Linked DNA regions of Homo sapiens: region 2 is linked to region 1. Evidence: read pairs that join two places in POLR2A ChIA-PET (ENCODE). Cell type or tissue: IMR-90. All regions are shown on one strand. Each heading gives the region's core, and the rest is flanking DNA. Links, peaks and the distances in the headings are about the cores only. Region 1 overlaps GTSE1 (G2 and S-phase expressed 1). Region 2 overlaps CELSR1 (cadherin EGF LAG seven-pass G-type receptor 1).

Region 1 (4,383 bases), core at 72-4,071:
ATCTCATGTCATCTGTTCAAGAACTCTACATGAGGGAAACGGAATATCCCCACCTACAAACTGGGGCTCCGAGACGCTGACTTTTCCCAACCCACACAGCTCCCAGGGCAGAGGCTAGCCATCAGTGCACACTGCGAAGCCAGTATTCTTTGCATGTATTTTGCAGGCTGCCTCTTGTGGGTGTATTTTCAACTTTTCCACCTCTTTTTTTTTTTTTTTTTTGAGACAGGGTCTCATTCTGTCACCCAACCTGGAGTGCAGTGGCGTGATTATGACTCACTGCAGCCTCGACCTCCTGGGCTCAAGCAATCATCCCACCTCAGCCTCCTGAGTAGCTGGGACTGCCGTTGCTCACCACCATGCCCAGCTAATTTTTGTATTTTTTGTAGAGATGGGTTTCATCATGTTGCTCAGGCTGGTCTTGAACTCCTGGGCTCAAGTGATCCTCCCACCTTGGCCTCCCAAAATGCTGGGATTTTAATCCAAAGCACTTGTACACACAGCTGCCACCTCATTCCCAGCAACCACAAGTTTGGGCCCCAGCAGCCAACTCACCTTGTTTGGAACAGGGATCGCCCGCTTGCCCTGGCCCAAGTGGCTTCCGGCGGCCGGCACATTGACAGCACCCGGGGCAGGTTTGTCAGGGAGAACATCCCGGTGGGATTCCTTCTCAGCTGGGATTTTTGTCCTGGAAGGACTAGCTGGAATCTCTTTCTTGGGCTGAAAATTTTAATTTGAACTGTGAGAACTGTCTAGTGCTTAACAATGTACAGAGATACTCAGGCTTCCATTCAGAGCGAGCCTAGGCCCCATCTTCCCCAGTGCTACACATGCCCCTCCATTCATCAGCCAGATTGAAGGGAACAGGGCAAGCAGTTCGCATCCTCCACCAAATCACTATGGACATAAGTGATGATGGATTTTGCTTCCTCATTAAAAACAGCATCAAATGATACCTACACAGATCATTAATAGGAGAGAGGTTCTCTAAAGCCATTCCCCAGTCAGGATCCTTATTTAAGAATGATAATGAGAAAGCTGGTCTAGTTACACAAATTTTAAAATGCTGTACAGAAAGGACTCATCCATTAAATGGTCATCTCTACCAGAGAAGCTGCTCAATTGCAATAAATCTTCTTGGTCTAGTACTGAAAGCCATTTTCTTTGGCCAGCAGAGTCAAAAAATAAGTTCTTGACATATTTAGGGACAAGGGCATTCATGGAACTAATTTATACTTACATAAATAGCCCCCTTATAACAGGAGAGTTAATAAGGTAACAGCAATAGAAGCTCAGAGTGGTAAAGACGCAGCAGTAACTTTTTCCCTTTATAGCATTTCTAAAAACTGAGATACTTCTCATAACATAAAATTCACTATTTTAAACAGTATACTTCAGTGGTTTTTAGTAGATCTGTTATGTTGTACAACCAGCACAAGCTAATCTTAAAATATAGTGGTGTCCCAAAAAAGAACCTGTACTCGGCCGGGTGCAGTGGCTCACGCCTGTAATCCCAGCACTTTGTGAGGCCGAGGCGGGCAGATCACCTGAGGCCAGGAGTTTGAGACCAGCCTGACTAATATGATGAAACCCTGTCTCTACTAAAAATACAAAAATTAGCCGGGCGTGGTGGCGGGCGCCTGTAATCCCAGCTACTCGGGAGGCTGAGACAGGAGGACTGCTTGAACCCGAGAGGCAGAGGATGCAGTGAGCCGAGATTGCACCATTGCACTCCTGCCTCGGCAACAAGAGCAAAACTCTGTCTCAGAAACAAAACAAAACAAAACAAAAAAAAAAACAACCTGTACCCATTAGCGGTTCTCCCCTTTCCCTCATCCTCCCCAGCCCCACCTAGGGAAGCACTCAACCACGCCTCTGTCATTGGCCTGTCATAGTCATTTCATATAAATGGAACCATACGACATGGGACCTTTTGTTATGGCCTCTCTCACTGAGCAAAATGTTTTCAGTGGTGCCATCTTGGCTCACTGCAACCTCCACCTCCTGGGTTCAGGCGATTCTCCTGCCTCAGCCTCCCAAGTAGCTGGGATTACAGGTGTGCACCACCATACTTGGCTAATTTTTGTATTTTTTTGTAGAGACGGGGTTTCACCATGTTGGCCGGGCTGGGCTCAAACTCCTGACCTCAGGTGATTCGCCCACCTTGGCTTCCCAAAGTGCTGTGATCACAGGTGTGAGCTACCACGCCCAGTAGTGTTTCTTTTTATTGCCAAAAATAAACCATTGTTTGGATAGACTGCATTTTCGTTACCCAATCATCATTTGCTGGATGCCTGGGTTGGTCCTACTTTTTTGGCTGTTATGAATAATGCTGCTTCGAACATCTGCATGTGGATTTTTCTGTGGATATGGTTTCAATTCTCTCAGGTCTGTGTACTAAGGAGTGGAATTGCTGGGTCCCATGGGACCCTCTACATTTATTTTTTTGAGGAGCTGCCAAACTGTTTCCACAACAGCTGCCCCATTTCACAGTCCCACCAGCAATGCGTGAGCTTCCAGCTTCTCCACATCCTCAGCCTTCTCCTCATCCTCCACAACATCCTCATCCTCAAAATAACACCTGTTATTTTCTTTTTCTTCTTCCTTTAGGCATCCTAGCAGTTCTCTGTCAAGCACACTTGTAAGTAGGTGTTACACTCAAGTGGTCCACCCATTGCTAATGACTCCTCACAGGAGTGAGCATGTGCCATGAGCCACTCTAGAAGTGACTTCTCCCAGAGAAACATGCAGGACATGGTGGGGCTCCCACGTGTGCATGAGTGCATCTCAGCTGTGCGGACAGTGCCCTGTCCACTGGGAACAAGCTCTCTGGACCCCAGCTCACCACCCAGGACCAGGAGATCAAAAGAGATACTTCGATGGGTCTGGAGCAGCCCAAATCACACCACCTCTCTCCCCGAGTCCACGCGTGCTACATGCACAATCCCTGTCCCGAGTCCACGTGTGCTCCACACAGCAGGACCCATCCCACTCTCATTCTAGAAACATCACGGTAGGAATCTACATCCCAAACGGGCTCCAAATAAAGGAGTTTGCAGGCCCCAGCTGTTGGGGGTGGCAGTGCCGGGCATACCTCCTTGTCAAGGGCAGTGTGTGGCGTGGCGGCTGCACCTCGGCTGCCTTCCATCCTTGGCTCTCACCACAGGGAGTCATGTGGCTCAGGAGATGGGCTTGGTGGGGGTAAAGGAATTTCTGGGCCCTTGCTGAGCATTCTGCATTTGCCTGCACCTCCTATCAGCCCCACCCAGGGTCATTCCTCTGTACGTGCTGCCCAGGGGAGGGGGCAGAGCTGGGAACGGGCTGCAGGGTGGGCCCCGGGGCTCCCACCCGCCCCGTCTTCCTCTCTGTGGCCTCTCCCGAGCAAGAGCCAGATCGGGCAGCCCTGGCAGCAAGTCCTGTGCTCACACCCAGCTTTCCCCCAGACCTCCAGGACCCTCAGTGTCCCAGAGTAGGCAGACTGCACCCAAAGGCACCCCTGTCAACTGCCACCTCCCAGGAAAGCTCACCTCACTCAGTGCCCAGGAGGAATGCAGTGTAAACTGAGGCACGGTCAAGGAGGCTGACTAGCAGCCATTGCAGAGGAGGGGAGTTTTTGGAAGAGGTTGCTTATTAAAGCAAATGAAATCCCTACTGTGTGGTATATCCAGCATTGTAACAAAACAAAAGGAACAACTTCAGACAGAATTTAGGAGGAAATATTAGGTCAACCCAACTTATCCAAGCCACCCCCACATCAGCTCCCTATTGGCAACTGCTTTTCCTGGACTCCGCATTCCTGTGTTTTGTAGGCCTCAGAGACTCGCCACCTCTGAGGCTTTCCGCATGTGGCTTCTGTGAGAGGGCTGAGGGGCAAGGAGTGGGGGCTCCCCAGGCAGGCGCTCTGCTGTGGCATTTACCTTCTCCGCAGCCCCAGGGATGCTTCTTCCTCTAACAGAGGCCGCTCGAGGCAGCAGCAATTTGGTCCCGGGCTTCCTCTGAGTCGCTGCCTGACTTGCAGCATGAGCAGTGCATGATTCCCTGGGCAAAGCATGAGCAGAGTGCGGAGGCCCCGGCGCCCGGGTGAGGCGGGCCTGGGCACCAGAGCTGGGCAGGGCCGGGGAGGAGGCCAAGAGCCGAGGCTCACCCACAGGGGGCCCCAGCAAGGGGCTGTCTGACAGGTAGTATGTCTCCCTTTTAAGAGACGTGGGGCTTTTCTTCATTTCCTTTTCTTTCTCAAAGAGGTTTATTTTTAATTTTGACTCCTGTATGAATCTTTCCACGCCCTGGCTCCGAGGGTCTTCAGGCTTGGCAGCTTGGGCTGCCTGGTTCCGGCTGCTGCTCTCAATGTGTAAAGCCAGTAAGTGAGCTTCTTTGTACACCTCC
Region 2 (4,383 bases), core at 195-4,194, 190 kb before region 1:
AGCTCACTGCTGCCTCCGCCTCCTGGGTTCAAGCGATTCTCCTGCCTCGGCCTCCCAAGTGGTTGGGACTACAGGTGCCTGCCACCATACCCGGCTAATTTTTTTGTGTTTTTAGTAGAGATGGGGTTTCAACATATTGACCAGGCTGATCTCAAACTCCTGACCTTGTGATCCGCCTGCCTTGGCCTCCCAAAGTGCTGGGATTATAGGTGTGAGCCACTGCGCTTGGCCAGCCATTCCTGTTTTTTCTGTGAATTGCCAGTCTGCAGTTTCAGTTAGATTGCTTATCTTTTATCGATTTACATTTCTTTAACTATTTTGAATTTTTAACTTGTTGCAAATATCTTTCATAATTTTGAATTTTATTTTAACTCAATGGTCTCTTTTGCCATGTAGGTCTTAAATGTTTATGTTTTTCTTTTTCTCTTCTTGAGACAAGGTCTTGCTCTGTTGCCCAGGCCGGAGTGCATGGTACTGTCATAGCTCACTGTAACCTCAAATCCTGGGTTCAAGCCATCCTCCTGCCTCAGCCTCCTGAGTAGCTGGGACTACGGATGCACATCGCCACACCTGGCTACTTTTAAAATTTTTTAGTTTTTATCAGAGGTCTTGCTGTGTTGCCAGGGCTGGTCTCAAACTCCTGGCCTTAAGCAGTTTCTCCTGCCTCAGCCTCCCAAAGTGCTGGGATTACCGGCGTGAGACGCTGCACCCAGCCTTAAATATTTTTTGTTGTGGGATCTCCGTCTTGTTCATTAGTGGCTTCTGTGTGCCATTGGACAACTTGCTTAACTTCTTTGGGCCCCGTTTTCGGTTTTTAAAAATAGGGACAGTAATACTGACCCCGTAGGGTTGCATGAGGCTTAAGTGAAGGAACGGGCGGATCAAGAAGTGCCTGGTCCGGCCTCGGGCCTCTTGGCTTCCTCTCGCTGGATGCAGTTGGTTGAGTTCATAGTGAATGTGGTTCTTCCTGTGTCTCAGTAGCCTCCCGTGGTCACAGTGGGGACGGCTGTAGGGGCCTCCCCTGTGTCCTCACCACCATGGGGATGGCAGGGAGGGGAGATCAGTGCACCCAGGCTGGGAAACAGAAGGAAGTACAGGTGTGGCTCCCGTCCTGCGTGCTCAGCACCCTCTCAGCTGCCCTGGTAGCGTCTGGCATGAAAGGGTCGCTGGAAGCAGAGGCTGAATCTCCCAGCAAAGGGTCTGCTGCCCTCCTGGCTGGAGCGAGGCAGGTTGGATTGCTGGGGGCTGGCCTCTATTCCAAGGGCTCCAAGTCTGCTTGGGTCTTAGGTCCTGTCCCTGTCCTGTGATTATAGCTAAGCTGAGTCTTGTCCATCTGAGGCCATCCGAGGCCACTTACCTCATCAGGAGAGAGCCTCCCCCGACTGTTAAGGGACAAAGCTGCTGCAGAGGGTGGGCACGGAGAAGGGGGGCTGTCCTGGAGTTGCCCATGGAGTGGGCACTTCCAACTCGAGCCTTTGATCTTCTCTCCGAGTGCCGTGGCCTGCGGGGACCTGCTCCCGGGGTGCACACTCTTGTGCAGCTTGCTGTCTCCCGGGAATTATGTTAAGGTCAGCAGTGGCTGTACCACCTCTTACGGAGCATGCTTCTTTAAAAACGCCTTGCTGCCGATTTTGGCCACGGTGGTTTAATAGTTAATGTTAAGGGGGAACAGTTAGAGAGAGTCAGGAGAGTGTGGGGCTATGATCATGGGGTTCATCTGTCACTTGCCTGGTGACCTCAGGTTTGTCACTCAGCTTCTGAGAATCTCGATTTCCCCATGTGACAGTGGGGTGGTGAGACCAATTTCACAGGGATTTGTAAAGCACAAAGCAAAGTATTGGCCATGCCACTGGGGCTTCGGAAGAGTCAGCTTTGTCACTAGTGACTTTGATCACCAGTTTCTCAATAACGTCCCTCTCTCCCTCCCTCCTTTTCTGCGTCTTTCCCTCCCTCTCTTCCCTCCTCTTTCTCCTTTCCTTCCCCTTCCCTCCCCTTTCCCCTTCCCTCTTCTTTCCACTTTACCCTTCCCTCCCCTTCCCTCCCCTTTCCCCTTCCCTCTTCTTTCCACTTTACCCTTCCCTCCCCTTTCCCCTTTCCTCCAACTTTCCCCACCTCCTCTCCCCCTCCCTACCCTCCCCTCTTCCTCCCCTCTTCCTCCCCTCCCCACCCTCCCTTCCCCTTCCCTTCCCTTTCTTTTCTTGAGATGAGGTCTCACTCTGTCACCCAGGCTGGAGTGCAGTGGCACAATCATAGCTCACTGCAGCCCCGACCTCCTGGGCTCAAGTGATCCTCCCACCTCAGCCTCCTGAGTAGCTGGGACTGCAGGCTTGTGCGCCACTGTGCCCAGCTACTTTATTTTTTCTGGAGATGGAGCCTTGCTACATTGCCTGGACTGGTCTCAAAATCCTGGGCTCAAGGGATACTCCTACTTTGGCCTCCCAAGGTGCTGGGGTTACAGGCCTGAACCACCACGCCCAGCCCTGTTTTCTACAGGGCAGTTTTCTGAGTAGTTTATAAAAATGTAATGAGCTTCCTCTGCTCCTTCAGAATGAAGTGAGTCACATATTACTCCCTGGAGGGTGCAGATCAGATGATTTTTCTTTGTTTTCTCTTCAAGACAAGGAAGCCCATGACTGTGCCAGCGGGGGAACTCTTCGGGAATTCTTTTTGGGGAATTACTCTTGGAGTTCATGGAAAGATCCATTCTGCTATTGCTCATCTGAGATGTCAGTGTTGAAGGGAGTGATGTTTGGCATTTAAAAACAAATAACATTTCAGATCTTTGTTGCATTGACTGAAGGAAAAAAAGCACATCATACAGTGTTTTGGCTCACAGCTTGTTTTCAGCTTTCAGGGCTGGATATTTGCGTGTTTCCGTAGGTTCCTATGAGATGCCACTTCACGAAAAGGTCTCCTATTAGCTTATTTAAATGTCTGTTTAAAACTTTTCTTAGTGGGGCAGGGCGCGGTGGCTCACACCTGTAATACCAGCACTCTGGGAGGTCGAGGCGGGTGGATCACCTGAGGTCAGGAATTTGAGACCAGCCTGGCCAACATGGTGAAACCTCGTCTCTACTAAAAATACAAAAATTAGCCCGGCGTGGTGGTGCATGCCTGTAATCCCAGCTACTCTGGAGGTTGAGGCAGGAGAATGGCTTGAATCGGGAGGTGGAAGTTACAGTGAGCCGAGATCACACCACTGCACTCCAGCCAGGGCAACAGAGCGAGACTCTGTCTCAAAAAAAAAAAAAAAAAAAAAAAAATTAGCCGGGCATGATGGCGGGTGCCTGTAAGCCCAGTTACTGGGAGGCTGAGGCAGGAGAATTGCTTGAACCCGGGAGGCGAAGGTTGCGGTGAGCTGAGATCATGCCATTGCACTCTAGCCTGGGTGACAGAGCAAGACTCTGTCTCAATAAAAAATGAAATAAAATAAAATAAAAAATAAAATAAAATAAATAAATAAATAAACTTTTCTTAGTGGAAACATCTTAACATTTCAGATCTTTGGGTCTCTGGAGGGGTGTTAGAAACAGGGTTCTCAGCACTTGGCATGTAAATGGGCTGATTTTCGGGTCCCATCATGGGCGTGCTTACAAGGACAGCTCTGCCCGCAGATGGGGGATGTTCTGAGCCTGAGAGACGCAATGTAGTGGCCTGACCTGCTGCTGGCCTCCCGGGCAGCTCCAGTTGTGGGGACACGGTGGTGAGCTTCATTCTGAAACTGCAGTCAAAGGCTCCCAGGTCACCCAGAAAACAGACCAGATAATTATAATAAAGTAAGAAAAATGGCATCTGACAAAAGGCCTGCAGAGTCATTGTTGTAAACTCCCCCAGAGATCAAAAAACACAGGTGTGGGCTAGCTCGGGCCTCTGTTCTTCTGTGACAAGTTATGGGTGTCATTGACGCCCCCTTTGGAAGCTCCCAGAGCTCCCAGTGGCCTTTGTGCTCAGAGCCCATTCAGCACACCCCAGTCATCTGAATAAGCCCAGAGCCTTGCCATTGTCCCCATGGTTGCCCATCAACCGTTCGCCCTCCTGCACCGACTGCCAGTTTCCATGGTTACCGCCACCGCTGTAAATGTGATCTCTGCGCCATGGGGGAGGGGGCTGTCAGCGGCTCCATATAAAAGGTCATCTCCAGCAGGCAGTTAAAACCTAGCGCGGTGCTGAAAACCGGGCGCCAGGGTTTTGTCGCAGTTATGTCCCTTCCTTGAGTCCTGCAGACACCGTGAGCCCAGCTTTCCTGCTGAGCAATGCTGGGAGGACCAGGGGCTGGGGTGGGATCATGCTGGGAGGACCAGGGGCTGGGGTGGGATCATGCTGGGAGGACCAGGGGCTGGGGTGGGATCATGCTGGGAGGATCAGGGGCTGGGGTGGGATCAG

The links. Peaks named below come from ENCODE experiments on the same cell type or tissue, not always from the same donor. Only the 100,000 strongest peaks of a DNase experiment are listed, where the experiment ranks them.
Region 2: POLR2A ChIA-PET joins it to region 1 with 5 read pairs; 2 of 35 experiments call an interaction of 5 or more read pairs at or near these places.

What each region holds. Positions count from the first base shown.
Region 1 is chr22:46,308,478-46,312,860 of GRCh38, reverse strand. GTSE1 (G2 and S-phase expressed 1) reads right to left here. Exons shown (of 12, transcript NM_016426.7): 4 at 3,918-4,383; 5 at 556-720. Among named protein-coding and RNA genes, the nearest start is that of GTSE1, 14 kb to the right of the region's middle. In IMR-90, for the core only: no CTCF peak of the experiment used is centred there; no DNase peak of the experiment used is centred there.
Region 2 is chr22:46,500,080-46,504,462 of GRCh38, reverse strand. All of the region lies in intron 1 of CELSR1 (cadherin EGF LAG seven-pass G-type receptor 1), which reads left to right. Among named protein-coding and RNA genes, the nearest start is that of CELSR1, 35 kb to the left of the region's middle. RefSeq lists an enhancer at 3,145-4,119. In IMR-90, for the core only: no CTCF peak of the experiment used is centred there; a DNase peak (open chromatin) is centred at 2,592.